Linked DNA regions of Homo sapiens: region 1 is linked to region 2. Evidence: chromatin loops called from intact Hi-C (ENCODE). Cell type or tissue: IMR-90. All regions are shown on one strand. Each heading gives the region's core, and the rest is flanking DNA. Links, peaks and the distances in the headings are about the cores only.

Region 1 (7,816 bases), core at 2,858-5,357, 450 kb after region 2:
GAGCCACCGCGCCTGGCCACACACAGTATTTTTACACCCAAATCTCTTATACGTCTAATCCAGGCAAGCATATATCTGGCTGCATTTTACTGGTTTATATCTTTTTTTTTTTTTGAGACAGAGTCTTGCTGTGTCGCCCAGGCTGGAGTGCAGTGGTGCGATCTCGGCTCACCACAACCTCTATCTCCTGTGTTCAAGCGATTCTTCTGCCTCAGCCTCCTGAGTAGCTGGGATTACAGGCACCTGCCACTACGCCCAGCTAATTTTTGTATTTTTAGTAGAGACAGGGTTTCACCATGTTGGTCAGGCTGGTCTCGAACTCCTGACCTAGTGATCTGCCTGCCTTGGCCTCCCAAAGTGCTGAGATTATAGGCATGAGCCACCATGCCCGGCCACATTTTGCTGGTTTACGTCTTTACTTATTTTTAAAGCCTGCTGTAGATGATCACTCTAGCTTTATTGTAATTGTATAGGAGTCTCAAAAATTCCCCAAACTAGGATGGTCACACTGCATTTTCCTTGGTCTTTCAAATCATGATAAAGACGGCCTTGAGCAGACTCTCTTGTTGTAGGTTGTTGATGGTTCACATTTAAATAAAATCTATTCCAATGCAATTTTTCTATTATTCCATCATGCACAATTTATTTAATTGCTGATTAGATAGTAGGCAAATTCAGGATAGTAGGCAAATTCAGTATCATATACTTTCATTCATAGTTTTCTTTGGCTTAGAATAATTTCAAAGATAGAAGAGAAAATATGATTGTATAGTTTTGTTAATAGTGCCATGAACAGTACAAATTTGTGAGAAAATCTCTATTTGGAAGTGTCTAGAAAGAGGAGTGCACAGTACTCCAAGTCCTCTTCATTTTAGTAGTCCTCAGCATCACCAGCACAGATGGCAAGCAGTGCTTTCTTATAATGCCCTGAAGCAAAATTCTGAAAAGAAAAATATAATATATTTGAAATAAAATATCATAATAGTTCTAAAAAGGAAGCATAATTCCTCTGGACTGCACTATGAAAGAGCCATGGACCATTAGCCTTTCTAAACTTATTTACTTTTCTCATCTAAAGGTTTAACATGCCCTAAGTACTGCTCCCAATGAAAGTTGTTGAAGAATAATGCTCTGGTTACAGTCAGTAGTATGTGGTTTACATAAAGTCGGTTGAACCTGAATGTGTATTTATAAGAACTTGCCTTAGAATTAAATATTCTCCTCAACTTTAGGAAGATGTACCCTAATGTTATTATTATTATTGTTATAAATGAATGTAGAATGTGGAGAACAAATTAATATGTCTCAAAAGATTTAAAAATATTTATAATTATTAATGTAGTAATTCTACCTCAAGAAATATATATTAAGAAAGTTATTATCAATCATTGATAAGCACAAAGTTTTGTGCTAAAAATATATACACCATAATATTATGTATAATAGTGAAAAACTGAGAAGCAATGTATAATAATGTGAGGTAGTTTGTGTACTTTATAGCTTATACAGCAGAATACCATGATTCAATAAAAATACTCTTTTACATAGCAAAACATATTATTATTTATATAGCTTTAGAAAATGACTGAAAGTACCTGTCTTAGTGTGTTCAGGCAGCTGTGACAAAAGTACCATAAACTGGGTGACTTATAAACAATAGGAATTTATTTCTAACAGCTCTAGAGGCTGGCAAGGCCAAGATCAAGCAGATGTGGTGCCTGCTGAGTGCCTGTCTCTCGTAGACAGCCTTCTTCTCATTCTAAGCTCACATGGCAGAAGGGACAAAGGTGTTCTCTTTGGCCTATTTTATAAGGACATTAATCCCATTCATGGGCTCCACGTTCATGACCTAATCACCTCACAAAGACCCCACCTCCTAGTATCATCACTTCTTTGGGGTTAGAATTTCAGCAGATACATTTTCAGGAGACACAAACATGCACACCATAGCAGAATAAAAGTTTATTAATGATTTTCTGTAGAAAATTAGGGAGGTTTTAATTTTCTTGTAATGGTCTTCTATAATTTCTATATTTTCCAAAATCAATGATAGTAGTAAATAAATATTATAAAATGTTTCTTTGTTAAGTATCAACTTTCATATTAAGGTGCTTTGGCACAAAGTCATGTAATGATAATTCAGTACTTTAAATGTACATAGCAAAGTTACATTAATTACATTTTCATATTAGCAGACTTTGAGTCGGTTGTGATTAATTATAATAAGTGCCTAAGAACTAATGTATTCATTTAGAAAATGAATTATGCCATGCATTTCTCATCACTAAAAGAGTTTAGAGTTTTGAAAGTGGCTGTAGGAGAGTTTTATCAAAGATGAAGGAATAAGATTTCTCTTAACTGCTCCATCAACTCTTCCTCTTAGAAACCATTTCAGCTCTCCAGAGGCCTACAAAGTCTTCTGTATTATGTGATCTCTTGGGCTTTAGATTGCTTCTAGATTACTCTTTCAATAAACTAAAACACTGCTTCTTGGAATTACAAATTTCAGATGAAAACAACGTGAACAAGGTAATAGCTTTTAGTTCTGCACAAAATATAAGTTCAGTTCTATTCTTATGTCCCTGTGCTTGGCTTGGTTTAATGCTCTGCTCTCCCCATCCTGAAATTCTTGAAACTTTTTTGAACACAGTGCCAAGCATTTTTATTTTCCACTAGGCTCTCAGTTAGTAAATGGTCCTATATATTCTGAGGATTCTTTGTTAGGTTGTATCAAAATGCATGAAGTTTAAAAGTATCAGAATGAAAACACTGGCTTGTTCAGTACTGAATCATTGCTCCTTTGCCCTTCAAGGGCTAAAGGGATAAGGATATGTAGAGTTGTATATAGCTAGGAACATTAAGTCCCTCCGAATTAGCAGTTTATGATATTTGACTGACTGCCCTGCCTTCTATGACAATATGAGAGGACAGCTCAACTGATTTAAGAAACCTCTTCAAAAGTAATGCAGCCTTTTGCAATATATATTTTTCCTGAGCCTGATCATACTTCAGAATTTAGCTCTTTAAGCACAATTATAGAGAATGAATATTTTGCATGACTGCATCAATGCTTCTGGGTAAAACACATCAAAGAGGAATAAGTTCTGTCGCTGAGGTAAAGGGTTCTCTTTTTTTTTTCTTTTTCTTTTTTTGAGATGGAGTCTCACTCTGTTGCCCAGGCTGGAGTGCAGTGGCGCAATCTCAGCTCACTGCAAGCTCCGCCTCCCGGGTTCAAGCGATTCTCCTGCCTCAGCCTCCCGGGTAGCTGGGACTACAGGCGTGTGCCACCACACCTGGCTAATTTTTTGTATTTTTAGTAGAGACGGGGTTTCACCGTGTTAGCCAGGTTGGTCTGGATCTCCTGACCTCGTGATCTGCCTGCCTCAGCCTCCCAAAGTGCTGGGATTACAGGCATTAGCCACCACGCCCAGCTGAGGTAAAGGGTTTTCTAAGTTAGCACCTGCCGATGTTCTAAAGACTGTGTAGAGGAAAAAAACTAGGTTATCCCTGTCTGAATAGTTAACTTTTTAGAGTCTGCCATGAAGTTATTTGAATGAGAACTTTTATCTCAGTTTCAAAAAGGAGAAAATGTGGGTCCAAATAAATCATGTGTCGGAAACTTACTCTGATATCATGAAATAGGGATTTTCCATATCGCTCTTTGTATCGTTTCCTTATGGTCAGCAGGTCTATTTCACTTCTGGCAATGAGAATCCTGATTACAGTTTTATTATGGAAACCAAAGTCCTAAAAGATACAGAAAAGTGGGAGAAATGAGAAGACAGCATCCTAAAAGTCAGTCTGTCCCAAGTGGACACACCCCTTTTCTGTAGTCATTTTCTCTTCTTCCTGAGTTCTTCCAACACTGGCATCACTGGCCACACAGGCTGTGGTTCAGATCCTGAGTCATTTCTGTCACTTCTCCCTCTCCCTTACCGCATGCTGACAGTGAATTATTCTCTTCTATTTTCTGAATGCCTTGTGCTCTCTATTCCAGTGCCACGACCTTGACTCTGACCCTTATCATTTCACCCTGATTCTGCAATAGTTGCTCCCCCTTTCTAGCCTTGTTAACCTTCACACCGTCCCACTCACACTGCATTATAAACTGCAAATCTGATCCTGTGGTCCTTCCTGGTAAGAATTCTTCCTTGGAGGGGAAGACATTCTCAGCTCTGTCAGATGGACATTGATTTGTCTAAGACAGCAGTAACATTTTAATTTTATTTTCTTGTCATCATTGATAAATTATAAAAAATTAGAATTCTAGGTGATTCAAATATTTGCCGGTTTAAATTCAAATGCAGAAAAATACAAAATCAATGTCTGTATGCTAGCCCCAGAAATACTGCACCCTAACAAATCAGTTTCAAATTGTCTTTCCAAACAGAGTAATCGTGACATCTAGTGGCCAGAAAACAGAATCTGATTTTTGAAGACAATGTTTTGAATGTATATTACTAATAAACTTTTCATAATTTGAGGTGGTTAAAATGAATGATCTAACAAGTATTCAAACTTAAAATGTAGATCGTTCACTTTAGAGTTCACTGGAGGAGAACACAGAATATATCTTTGGTTCAGGGGTGATTAAAGCAGCTTTTTGACAAACATTTGACATTTGAGGTCTTCAGGTATCAAAAATTACATTACTTGAATATACAATCCTTCTCCGTACCTACAAACCATTTGTGAATACGCATATCTTCCTATTGCCTTATAACACATACACAGCAAAAATACAGTTTTCATGTACTATTAGAATAAGTAGCCTTGAATTTGTGCATAATTGGAATCAAGGTAATTGTAGTTATTTTCCCATAATCATTCACAAGTGAAGCTTCATACTGTTGTTGTAGTGGTTGGTTCTTTGAGAAGGAAACAATTGAAATCATCCTATAGCATTTCCAAATACACTATTTCAAATAAATGTTTAACCAAATCAACTGTTTCTCCTAGAAAATAGAATAGGAGAGAAGCAAGACTGTGAGCATTGATCTTCCTTTTGTGTTCTGGGGTTATCCAGGTTCTTCCTTTGCATAAATGAGAAAATACACTGCAGAAGATATATAATAACATACTCCTGACTATTAACATATTTTCCCAGCATGCTGGCTACTTTTAAGAAGTATATCTGTTAAATTTACCTTGAGGATAAAACTGATGATTAAAATTACTGTATTATTGGATTATTTTTAATCGTTTTCTTTGAGTTTTCAAGGCTACGACATGTATATAATTATCTCTATGAGACTTTCTTTTTCTTTTCTTTTTTCTTTTTTTTTTTTTTTTTTTTCCGAGACGGTGTCTCGCTCTGTCGCCAGGCCGGAGTGCAGTGGCGCGATCTCGGCTCACGCAAGCTCCGCCTCCAGGGTTCAGGCCATTCTCCTGCCTCAGCCTCCCGAGTAGCTGGAACTACAGATGCCTGCAACCACGCCCGGCTAATTTTTTGTATTTTTAGTAGAGACGGGGTTTTACCGTGTTAGCCAGGACAGTCTAGATCTCCTGACCTCGTGATCCACCCGCCTCGGCCTCCCAAAGTGCTGGGATTACAGGCATGAGCCACTGCGCGCGGCCGAGACTTTCTTTTTTTGTTTCATGTAGATATGGATAAGGAGTGCATTATGTGATGATGCACTTAAGTGTTTGTTTTTTAAAAAAATGAACGCTCCAGGCCGGGCGCGGTGGCTCACGCCTGTAATCCCGGCACTTTGGGAGGCCGAGGCGGGCGGATCACGAAGTCAGGAAATCGAGACCATCCTGGGTAACACAGTGAAACCCCGTCTCTACTAAAAACACAAAACAAAATTAGCCGGGTGTGGTGGCGGGTACCTGTAGTCCCAGCTACTTGGGAGGCTGAGGCAGGAGAATGGCGTGAACCCGGGAGGCAGAGCTTGCAGTGAGCCGAGATCGCGCCACTGCACTCCAGCCTGGGCAGCAGAGCAAGACTCCATCTCAAAAAAAAAAAAAAAAAAAAAAAAAAAAAATTAATGCTCCAAAGTATGTGCGACTGAATAACACACTGAAGTATGAAAAACATTCCCATTTAATTACAAAAATAGATTTAGAGTTTATGGTTTTCTAGTTATCACTTTAAATACTTTTTGAAAATAGCACAATGTTCAAAAATATCCATTGACATAATTTCGTGTATTGAAACTTCACGAACGTGGCAATTGCTTGCTGAGAGTTTGTAATATTTTGACATTTTCTGCTTAATGCCATATGTTTTGTACTTGCATAAGTCTGATGTGGGGGTCTTTGGAAACATACAAAAACATTTGAATTTACCAGTTTCTGCAGATATTAAATAATCTCTAAAGTGCACAGGGAGATACACCCCAAATATGGTTCCCTAAATTTGATACAGAAAGCAGAACATTATTTTTATCTGATATGTCTTATTTTTGGTGTCTAAACCAGTTTTTCTCACTTGGGTGTATTTTCTTTGTACATACAAGTTCAAAAATGGTAATGAACATTTAAATGATGGAAGTAAAATTAATCCTTTGAGAAAACAGACACAATTTCTGGAGAAATTTTAAAAATATATGTCTTACTTACATGAATTGCACTATATAATCTATAAGCAAAATAGGCTGGTTTGTCTCGAACACAGAGAACTAGGAGAAATCAGAGAGAGAAGAAGAAACATTGAGAGTGAAAACATATATTTTCGTCAGAATTTGAGAAACAATAACACTTTTCCTGTTACAATTCTTACATTGTATTGTAAGGTCAACACTTAGAATAATGGTAACACTATAAGCCACAGGAAAAAAATATAAAGCAACAACATTATAATGAGTCATGCAGATTTTCACTTGGTCTATTTCTATCTGTTGGAACTCTTGTTAGTTCCTTCATGTAGCCTAATGAAGAAAACTTTATCATCTTCTTTTTTTTTTTTTTTTTGAGACGGAGTCTCGTTCTGTCGCCCAGGCTGGAGTCCAGTGGCGTAATCTCGGCTCACTGCAAGCTCCGCCTCCCGGGTTCACGCCATTCTCCTGCCTCAGCCTCCCGAGTAGCTGGGACTACAGGCGCCCGCCACCACGCCCGGCTAACTTTTTGTATTTTTAGTAGAGACGGGGTTTCACTGTGTTAGCCAGGATGGTCTCGATCTCCTGACCTCATGATCCGCCCGCCTCTGCCTCCCAAAGTGAAAACTTTATCATCTTTATCTGAATATTAAATTAATAGAGCTTCAAAGAGACCTAGGTTATTAACACTATTATAGATTATTATTATTATTGTAGGATTGAATTTGATATAGCTCCCATGTAATCTGTTCATCTATTTGAATGCTATTTTTAGTAACTTATAGATTTGTGAGTAGACCTGAAATCTCTTAAGGGGAAACTATGGACCACAACTGGTCTAGACTAGTTCTAGAAGTTATCTAATAAAAACTGCTAAGGTGGTAGGACAGCCTAGAGCCTGGTCAACAGTTACCTTGCTGGAAGTCAGTTGATGATCATAAACATTCAGTAGTGTTTATTTGAAGAGGTTAACAAATTAATACATGAATAGGTAATGTATGAGAGGCTATAATTTCTAGCCAGAATGAAATAATCATAACAGTATTTCCCTGGTAGTTTAAGTAATTATTTTAGATTGTGAGATTATACCCTCATCTTTTCTTTCATTTTTAATACACGAAATCTTCATAATCACTCTTGAGTCACTACTCCTTAAAAGCTCCTTGAAGGCAGTGAACTTTTGCTGTTTTTGTTGTTTCATTGTTCTATCTGCAGTGCCTAAGTCAGTGTCTAGAACAGTAGGTGCTGAATAAATGTCTGCTGAGTGAATAAATCAG
Region 2 (7,816 bases), core at 2,360-4,859:
TGTTGCACCCAAGTGTTATGTGTTCCCATGGACCGCTAATGAGAAGGAGCCCCTGGTCTCTGAGCCCTAGCATCACCATTCTGGCATTGGAAAAGATCGACCATGCTTTATTTGGCCCCATTATTAATCGTAGGGTATATTGAACCCTTAGGAGGTTGAGCAAAACCATCTCTCCCAGTCAACAAGAGACATGGATACACTGTCAGTACTGATATGCTGTGGCCCTCGGGTACCCTGGGACAGACTGGCCCTTGTCTCTTTCATAACTGATGGCTTCCCAAGCTTGACATGAGAAAGAAACCTTCTTTCAGTTATTGGAGAGAGTTGGGTCTCTTCTCTGGCAATGGTATTTGGCCCTTGAAGAGCACAACAGATAAATCCTACGTTTTCCTGTTTTCTTTAAACATAAAAAGCTTTTCAAACTTTCAGAAATAATGGAGAGGTCAAGCATATAATAAATAGGGAGTACAGCTCTTCGCTCAGAGCAATAAAAATGAAAAAAAGGGAAAAAACACTGTGAGCCAGTTCAGCCAACAATTTCCATGTTTAAAAAAAAAGTTCAAGTTGGAGCCATGTGGTCTCAATAAAGTAGTAAAATATATTTTCTTTACGCTACACTTCATATGCCCATAACCTTCCTTTTAAATCATCTCTAACCAGCCCCAAATCACTCTGACCGCAAATCATTTGGTGGCTTTGGTCTCCAGGCGATGGAATGTGCTGGAGTAGACGGGGAGTCGCTACCAAGTGCGCTCTGAGGGAGCCTCCACTCCCCTCGCTCAGGCACACAGACCCCAGCAAAGCTTTGAAAAGGTTCTGCGCTGAGATAGCACATGACATCATAGCCCAATCATTCAGGAAAAAAACTGCAAGGCTGCAGAATAGCACAACATGCCACAAACCACAGTGGGCAGATAAAGTCGAAGAACAGCTTTTCTTACGAAAACATTCACAAATACCACAGGCAGCTGGCAGAGGCACGTTTAATTACATTTACAGAAAAACCACTGTATCCATTAGCCCCACCATCTTTGGGGCTGACCAACAAATGGGAAGGTCACTGAAGCCCATCTTGGAAATTGAAAAGCCAGGAAAGCTCGAAGTTTATGTCATTACATTTTATAATATGTGTTACGATTAGAAATGACCCAACTGTAAAATCACTTGATAGGCTTTGAAAGGACGTCCAAGTGAACAAGACCTCAATCATAACCTATCTTTAAATGTACAGCTGAAGATTAAATGCAGCCCAAGGTGTGAGAAATCAATTATTCAATTCATGATTAATTTAAGAGACACCGAGCTTGTTCTGAGCATAAACAAAGCTCATGCAACTGCCATCTGCCATCACATCACAGGACCCAGTCTTGTCTCTTGCAAGTGCCATTGGAGCTTTTGTTTATTTATTATTATTATTTTTTTAAGAAACTGTTCAAAGAGCTAAGTATACAGACTTTGAAGGGATGGTAAATGTATTGGATGTCCCTTTAGGCACCTCAGAGAAACAAAGTTCAATATGCATTGGCAAAGTATGATTAAAGCTTGATGGAAAAAAATTGTCCAAATAAAAATGCTATTTTACAGAGTAAACATCATCTTACAATAATTGCTTAAGTGGGAGTTTTAAAGAAAACTCGGCAGAACCTTCCATGAGACAAGAGGGATGTGTCTAAAAAGTCTCTTGTAGTTTCTAATTTTAGCCCTAGAGAGCAATCATTGCTATTTCTAGTCTGTGATTTCATTTAAATGAAGGGAGATTTTCAATAGCAAAAAGAAAAGAAAAAAGACTCAGAAAAACCATACAACAAATAAACAACAAATGTAAACACTGTAGTGATCAAAGTAGGTCTCTTTCCTAAAGGAACAATGAAAAATTATATAGTAGCTATAGACACTCATGTCTACTAGTTATGATCTTTTCAGAAACATGTTATTTTATAGCCTCCTAAGGTATCTGGCAACAATCTTTTCCATCAGACACCCAAGGATAACTTTCCATTTCAGTTGGGGGTGGGTAAGCTCAAATGCATGCTCATAACATCTTCATGTAACCCCTATAACAACCGCGGGGGGAAATGTAAGAGTCTTAGGTTACTGAAAATAACCTGTTTGCCATTATACGGGCAATTATAAGCTGGAACTTGCTTTTTTAAAATTGCTGGGTTCAGCAGAGATTTCCCATGGATTTATCGGCAACAGAAATAAACAAGCATTCCATTGAGCTCCACTTGGAAGTGTGAGAAGGGCTGATAGAAAGTCTTTTTCATCATGTGGACAGGAATTCAACTTAACCTACTAGGATGTTAAATTACACTCCAATATCCTGATGATTTTCTTAATCATCAGAAAGCTGAAATCATGCTGGTCCCTTGGAGGACAGCCCCCTTCTCAGGGGGTCTTCCCCGCTGCCCCTCTCCTAACATTCCATCACCCCTTTCCTTGTCAGTAGCCTACCTGCCAGTGAAGTGAAAGGTGACTTCAGCATTCTGGGGGTGTTCAGGTGCCAGGGTCTCTATGCTTGTAATGCAAATAGATTAGGGGAACTCTCTCTGTAAAAGTCATGCTGGTTACTTCTGGATTAAATAATTTCAGGAACTCACCAAAATTGAATATTTATAAGCGTCAGCAATGCTTTCCATAAAAACTAATGGAGAATGTCAGTTTTTCAGTCTTTCCATGGTAGAGGAGTCATCAGGAATGCATTCTTCCCTATTGTATTCTGCCTGCCACTTGTTCCCTAAGAACCACCGCCAACTGAATGCTAACAACAGGGACCCCGTCCAAAGGGAGAGGAGAACCGGGAAAGTAGCATTGGATTTGGTTAGACAAAGAACTGCAATCAAGTGAAACCCAAGAAAACAAACAAACAAGCAAACAATTTTGAGGCAACTGAAAAGCAACAGGTGTGAAAACGCCCAGATTTCTCATGGGAAAAATCACCAAAACCTTGTGAGAAACAAAGTGTTTCCAGCTAGACCTCATTCAGCAACTGAGCAGCTCTTAGGCTGTCAGAAATTGATTGCTTTGTGAAAGTTTCCTTCTATTTCAACCGAGGATGGAGCCGATTACAAAGTAATTAGAGAAAATACAAACTCATTGGGCTCAAATCGCAGCAGGCAAGTTAAACACATGAAAGAGAAGCTTCTCTAAAAGTATCATTTTTTTTAATGGAAAAAAAAAAGGGTGAGGTGGGTAGGAGAGATTATTCAACCTCACGCCTTTCTCCCCTCCCCCACCCTAACTCCAACAACAGAAAAGTCCCGCGAAGCAGGACCCGCCCCCGCCAACCCCCAAAGAGGAGTCCGAAGAAGGGATTAGGAAAACCGTGGCGGAACACGGTATTCTGAGTCCACTACAACTAAACACCCCAAACAGTACTCTTCGCACGAGTACTTGCATGCCACTGCCTGGAAAGGCTGCAAAGCTTTATTTCCTCCATGTCTGCATAGATTTAATGCTGCCACTTACCAGTTGGGCGCAAAACGCCGTCTGCCCCCACTCCCAAACAAGCTCCTCTTGGGGGTCTTTCAGATCTCGCTTATTCCCAGCTTGCAACTTCTGGGCTCTGAATGCGATCTCGTTTGCAGAATGCAACGGAGAAAATTAACTGGCAGCCGCGCTGCCAAAAGGCCGGCCCCTTGCCTGCTGCGCTCGAGAGGTCCTGGGCCCCGCCGGCTCCCGGGAAGCCTCCTGGCGGCGCAGCGGCCACGACTCAGGCTCGGTGAGAGGCCGCCGGTCTCCAGCGCGCGAATGCGCCGCGTCTCGCCGAGGGGCGCGTGTGCGCGGAGTGTGTCGGAGTGCCGGGCTGCTGGGGAGGGGGAGAGGGTGTGTCCTGGGGAGGAATGCTGCTAAACTCCAGAAATAACTCCCTTCACTCCATGCTCTTATCGCACTTAGGACGGCTTTTGCGTTGCCCAGGGGCGGGGGGAATTGTAAGAAGGTAACAGGCAAGTTCCACCGGCGATTTCTAAAGCCACTCCCCATTCAGCTGTGGTTTGAGGCATTCCCTAAAGACCTCTGTTCATTTAGGAAACGTTGCAGCTCTCAAGGGGGGAAATCCAAGAAGCAGCTAGTAGTGAATTTGTATTACTGATAAAAGAAATCAACGTCCAGCTTGAGGTTCCTTCTGTACCCTTCCACACAAGGTATCTTTCAGTTGTACTCTCCATCTGCGTTACCTCTTGTGAGTTAAATTGCTCCTCTGATGCCGCCTTACTGCAAAGCCATAAATTAATTACCCCATTACAAGTAAGCCCCTAGGAAAGGGAATGCCAAGAATAAATCTGGTCTTTGTTCTTTTTTATGTTGAACAAGTCTGCCATTAATCAAGTCTTTCCACCAATGTCTAGGGAACAGACCCAAGGTTGCGACTCATTGAGGGATGAACATGTGTACGTCTGGTTGTCCTGCAGTCTTTCTCTGCGGTATTATGTCATAGTGACTCAGTTACCACACAGACGGATATCAGGAAGAAACAACAGGAGAAACAAAACCAACCGTTTAATAAAGACCTAGCTATTTGCCAACTCTAAAGCCCCTGGCAGACAGTGCTTAATTTTTACACATTTTTAAAGATTATTTCACTACTTCCATCTTCCAGTCCCAGAACTGCTTGTCATTGGCCAGTCTGAGAAACAGACCACAAACCGTTTGAAAATTTAAGGAAGAAACTCATGAGGGACCCATGAAGCTATTAATTTTAATGGAGCCTATGAAATATCAAAGATGTGACAGATTTTTGAATTAGAAACCATATCAAAAAATGCGTTCCGGAAATAGAATCATCTTGAGAGGTCAATAGTAGAGATAGTGCAAACAGTATTTTTTGAAGTGAAAATAAAATGTTAAAAGCGTTCAGTGTATATATCTTTAGTTCGTATTTATTATCCCGAGGAAGTGGTGAGTCATGAAATATTGAATTTTTTCTTCCTTATTAAATTTTCCGCTCTTTGGGAATCAATGTAAAGTTAATAAGGATGAGGTTGCTTTTCAGACTGAAAATATTCTGGGGTTGACAGGTTCAGTCCCTTCTTGTATGTCATTAGATCTTTTTATTTATTTTTTTCCTCTACACTTCAGTTGTAAAGTTTTATTAGGGTCATTGAATAACAAGAGCCGAATACTTCGTTTATCTGAAAGGCATCACAATGAAGCAGGGTGGCCCTGTTGGGTGAGTCTTGCTAAGACACATTTCAGATCCTTACCACCTTTCTCATCTCCAGCAAGGGTTCTTAGAAAGATCTTTCCTCTGTGAATTAGGAAGGACATTGTATTAATTAAAATGCCTGGGCGAAAGAGGAAGGAAAAATTTGGAGGGTTTCAGTATATGATCACCATGAGCGCAGAAATCTGAAGAAGCCCCTCCAACTACTTTCGCTAAACCTGTGAATGTTTAGAAGTCTGAAATTTAGTCTAAACACCCAACATATATAAATGTCTTAGACAGAGAGGACACTCCTTTTACTGGTCCTGCTTGCTTGTGGGGATGAAACTGAAGGGTAGATGAAATTTCTGCTGTTCTTCCACACAAGGAGGCTGCCTTTTGGGTGGCAGCTGTTAGTGGTGTCAAATGTTACTGAAAACTCTGCCATTAGTTTCTGTGATGTGCCTGCCCATTTGCTTGTGCTCCAAATGAGAACTATCCCAACGTTACGCGGTTTGTGGCGTTTTGGGGTCAGGAGAGGTAGTGGTGACAGTGATTTTTGAGGGTGATCTACCCCACCCAGGAAGGGATGGGAGGGTGGGGGAGCTTGTTGAAAATGCAGATTCCCCTGAGCCCTGCTCAGAACTACTGAATTACAATCTTTGGGAGCTGACATCAGCTTTTATTTTTCTTTTGTTAATTTAATGTTTTGAATAAGTAATACATTTACATAATTTATATAAAAGTACATGCACCACAGTCTCCTTTCTACCACTCTTCCCCATATGCCCAGTCCATACATCTCCCTCCAGGTAACCACTGATAATAGTTTTCTCTGTAGACTTCCAGGTTTCTTTTGGCCTAAATACATTCTTACACTTTTTCTTTATTTCTTAAAAATACTATAGGCAGGGCCGGGCACGGTGGCTCACGTCTGTAATCCCAGCACTTTGGGAGGCTGAGGTGGGCGGATCACCTGAGGTCAGGAGTTGGAGACCAGCCTGGCCAACATGGTGAAACCCCATCTCTACTAAAACAAAAATTAGTTGGGCATGGCAACGGGCACCTGTAATCCCAGCTACTTGGGAGGCTGAGGCAGGAGAATTGCTTGAACCCAAGAGGCAGAGATTGCAGTGAGCTGAGATCGCGTCATTATACTCCAGCCTGGGCGACAAGAGTGAAACTCCATCTCAAAAAAAAAAAAAAAATACTATAGGCAGAACAATAACTGGGCTTCGTCTTACATCTTCACTTAAATACATATACACTTTATAGTCCTTTCCACATTGTATGTTCATTAATTCATTTGTTTGGAAACAAACACCTGTTGAAGACCTACTTCATGCCACAGACTATTGTGTATGTTGGTAACACAGCAGGGGACAAGCTGACAAAACTTTCTGTCCCTTGGCATTTATATCTTGGGCAAGGGGCACATTAGGCAGAAAACAAACATACTAAACAAGTTAATTCTGTGTTGAGTTAGGACATAATAAGAGCAGTTGAACACACTGAGCAAGATAATGGGGGTTGGGGATGTCAGTGGGGAATTTTAATTTAAAACGGAGCGGCCAGGGGCAGCTTTCTTGAGACAGTGACGTGTGAGCAAAGACTTGATCATGGTAAGGGAGTCAGTGAGCTTTGGGATTATTTGGAGAGTATGGTGATCCAGGCAGAAGAAGCTAGTGCAAAGGCCTTAAGGAGGGACCATGCCTAGCACGTTTGAGGAACAGCAAAGGGGACAATGTGGCTGAAACAGAGAAAGTGAGATGTAGAATGTCATATGAAGTCAGAGAGACAGGACAGCCAGATGGTGTAGGACCCGCTAAACCAGTGTAAGTATTTCAGGACTTACCCTCAGAGCAACAGACAGCCATTGGAGGGTCTTGAGAAGAGGACGGACACGATGAGACTTACATGCATATCAGTGCAGAGTAACCATGCCTGTGTTTAATGTGGCATAGCATTCCCTTGGATAAATGCACCACGATTTATTCAATCAGAATCCCACTGATAGACATTTGACTTGTTTCCAATCTTTTGCTATTAAACAATGTTACAAACGTCCACACATGACATTTTACACTTGTGCAAGTTTATCTATAGTATTAATTCCCACAAGTGGGATTACTGGATTTTACATTTTGAATTTTGATAAATACAGCCAAGCTGCCTTTCAAAGGGCTGAACCAATTTACACTTCCACTAGCAATGTTAAATGGTGCTTGTTTCCCCACGGCCTTGCCAGCAAAATGTGCAATCAAACTTCTGGATGTTTGCCAGTCTGATAGGTGAAAAGTGATGTCTCAAGATAGTTTTGACTCGCATTTCTCTGATTTTGAGTGAGGCTGAGCAAGTTTTTTATATATTTAAGAGCCAATTCTATTTCCTTTGTTGTGGCCTTATTGTTTATATAGTGTTCCCATATTTTATTGGGTTCTTGGTCTTGTTCTTCAGTTCTTGAAACTCCACGTATGTTAAGGAGATTATCCCTTTGCGTTAGGAGTTTCAGATTGTTTTCTCATTTTGCCGTTTGTCTTTCGACTTGGCTCTTGATATCTCATGACATTAAAAAAGTTTCTAATTTTATTTAATTGAATTTATCAGTTTTTAAAAGAGTCATAGATAGGCCTGTCTTATCCTATATACTCTGATTTTATTTTTGATATTTAG

The links. Peaks named below come from ENCODE experiments on the same cell type or tissue, not always from the same donor. Only the 100,000 strongest peaks of a DNase experiment are listed, where the experiment ranks them.
Region 1: a loop joins it to region 2, with 5 times the contacts of the local background. A loop is called at or near these places in 5 of 110 quality-filtered maps.

Annotation. Positions count from the first base shown.
Region 1 is chr4:168,180,490-168,188,305 of GRCh38, reverse strand. It overlaps ANXA10 (annexin A10), which reads right to left. Exons shown (of 12, transcript NM_007193.5): 10 at 6,565-6,623; 11 at 3,625-3,747; 12 at 570-940. The coding sequence ends at 872. All of the region lies in intron 2 of LOC105377524 (a long non-coding RNA gene), which reads left to right. Among named protein-coding and RNA genes, the nearest start is that of ANXA10, 92 kb to the right of the region's middle. In IMR-90, for the core only: a CTCF peak has its summit at 4,406 (motif pointing left); a DNase peak (open chromatin) is centred at 4,385.
Region 2 is chr4:168,627,553-168,635,368 of GRCh38, reverse strand. The region is part of intron 2 of PALLD (palladin, cytoskeletal associated protein); the gene reads right to left. Among named protein-coding and RNA genes, the nearest start is that of PALLD-AS1, 17 kb to the left of the region's middle. In IMR-90, for the core only: a CTCF peak has its summit at 3,682; a DNase peak (open chromatin) is centred at 4,408; H3K4me3 peaks cover 1,616 bases; H3K27ac peaks cover 741 bases.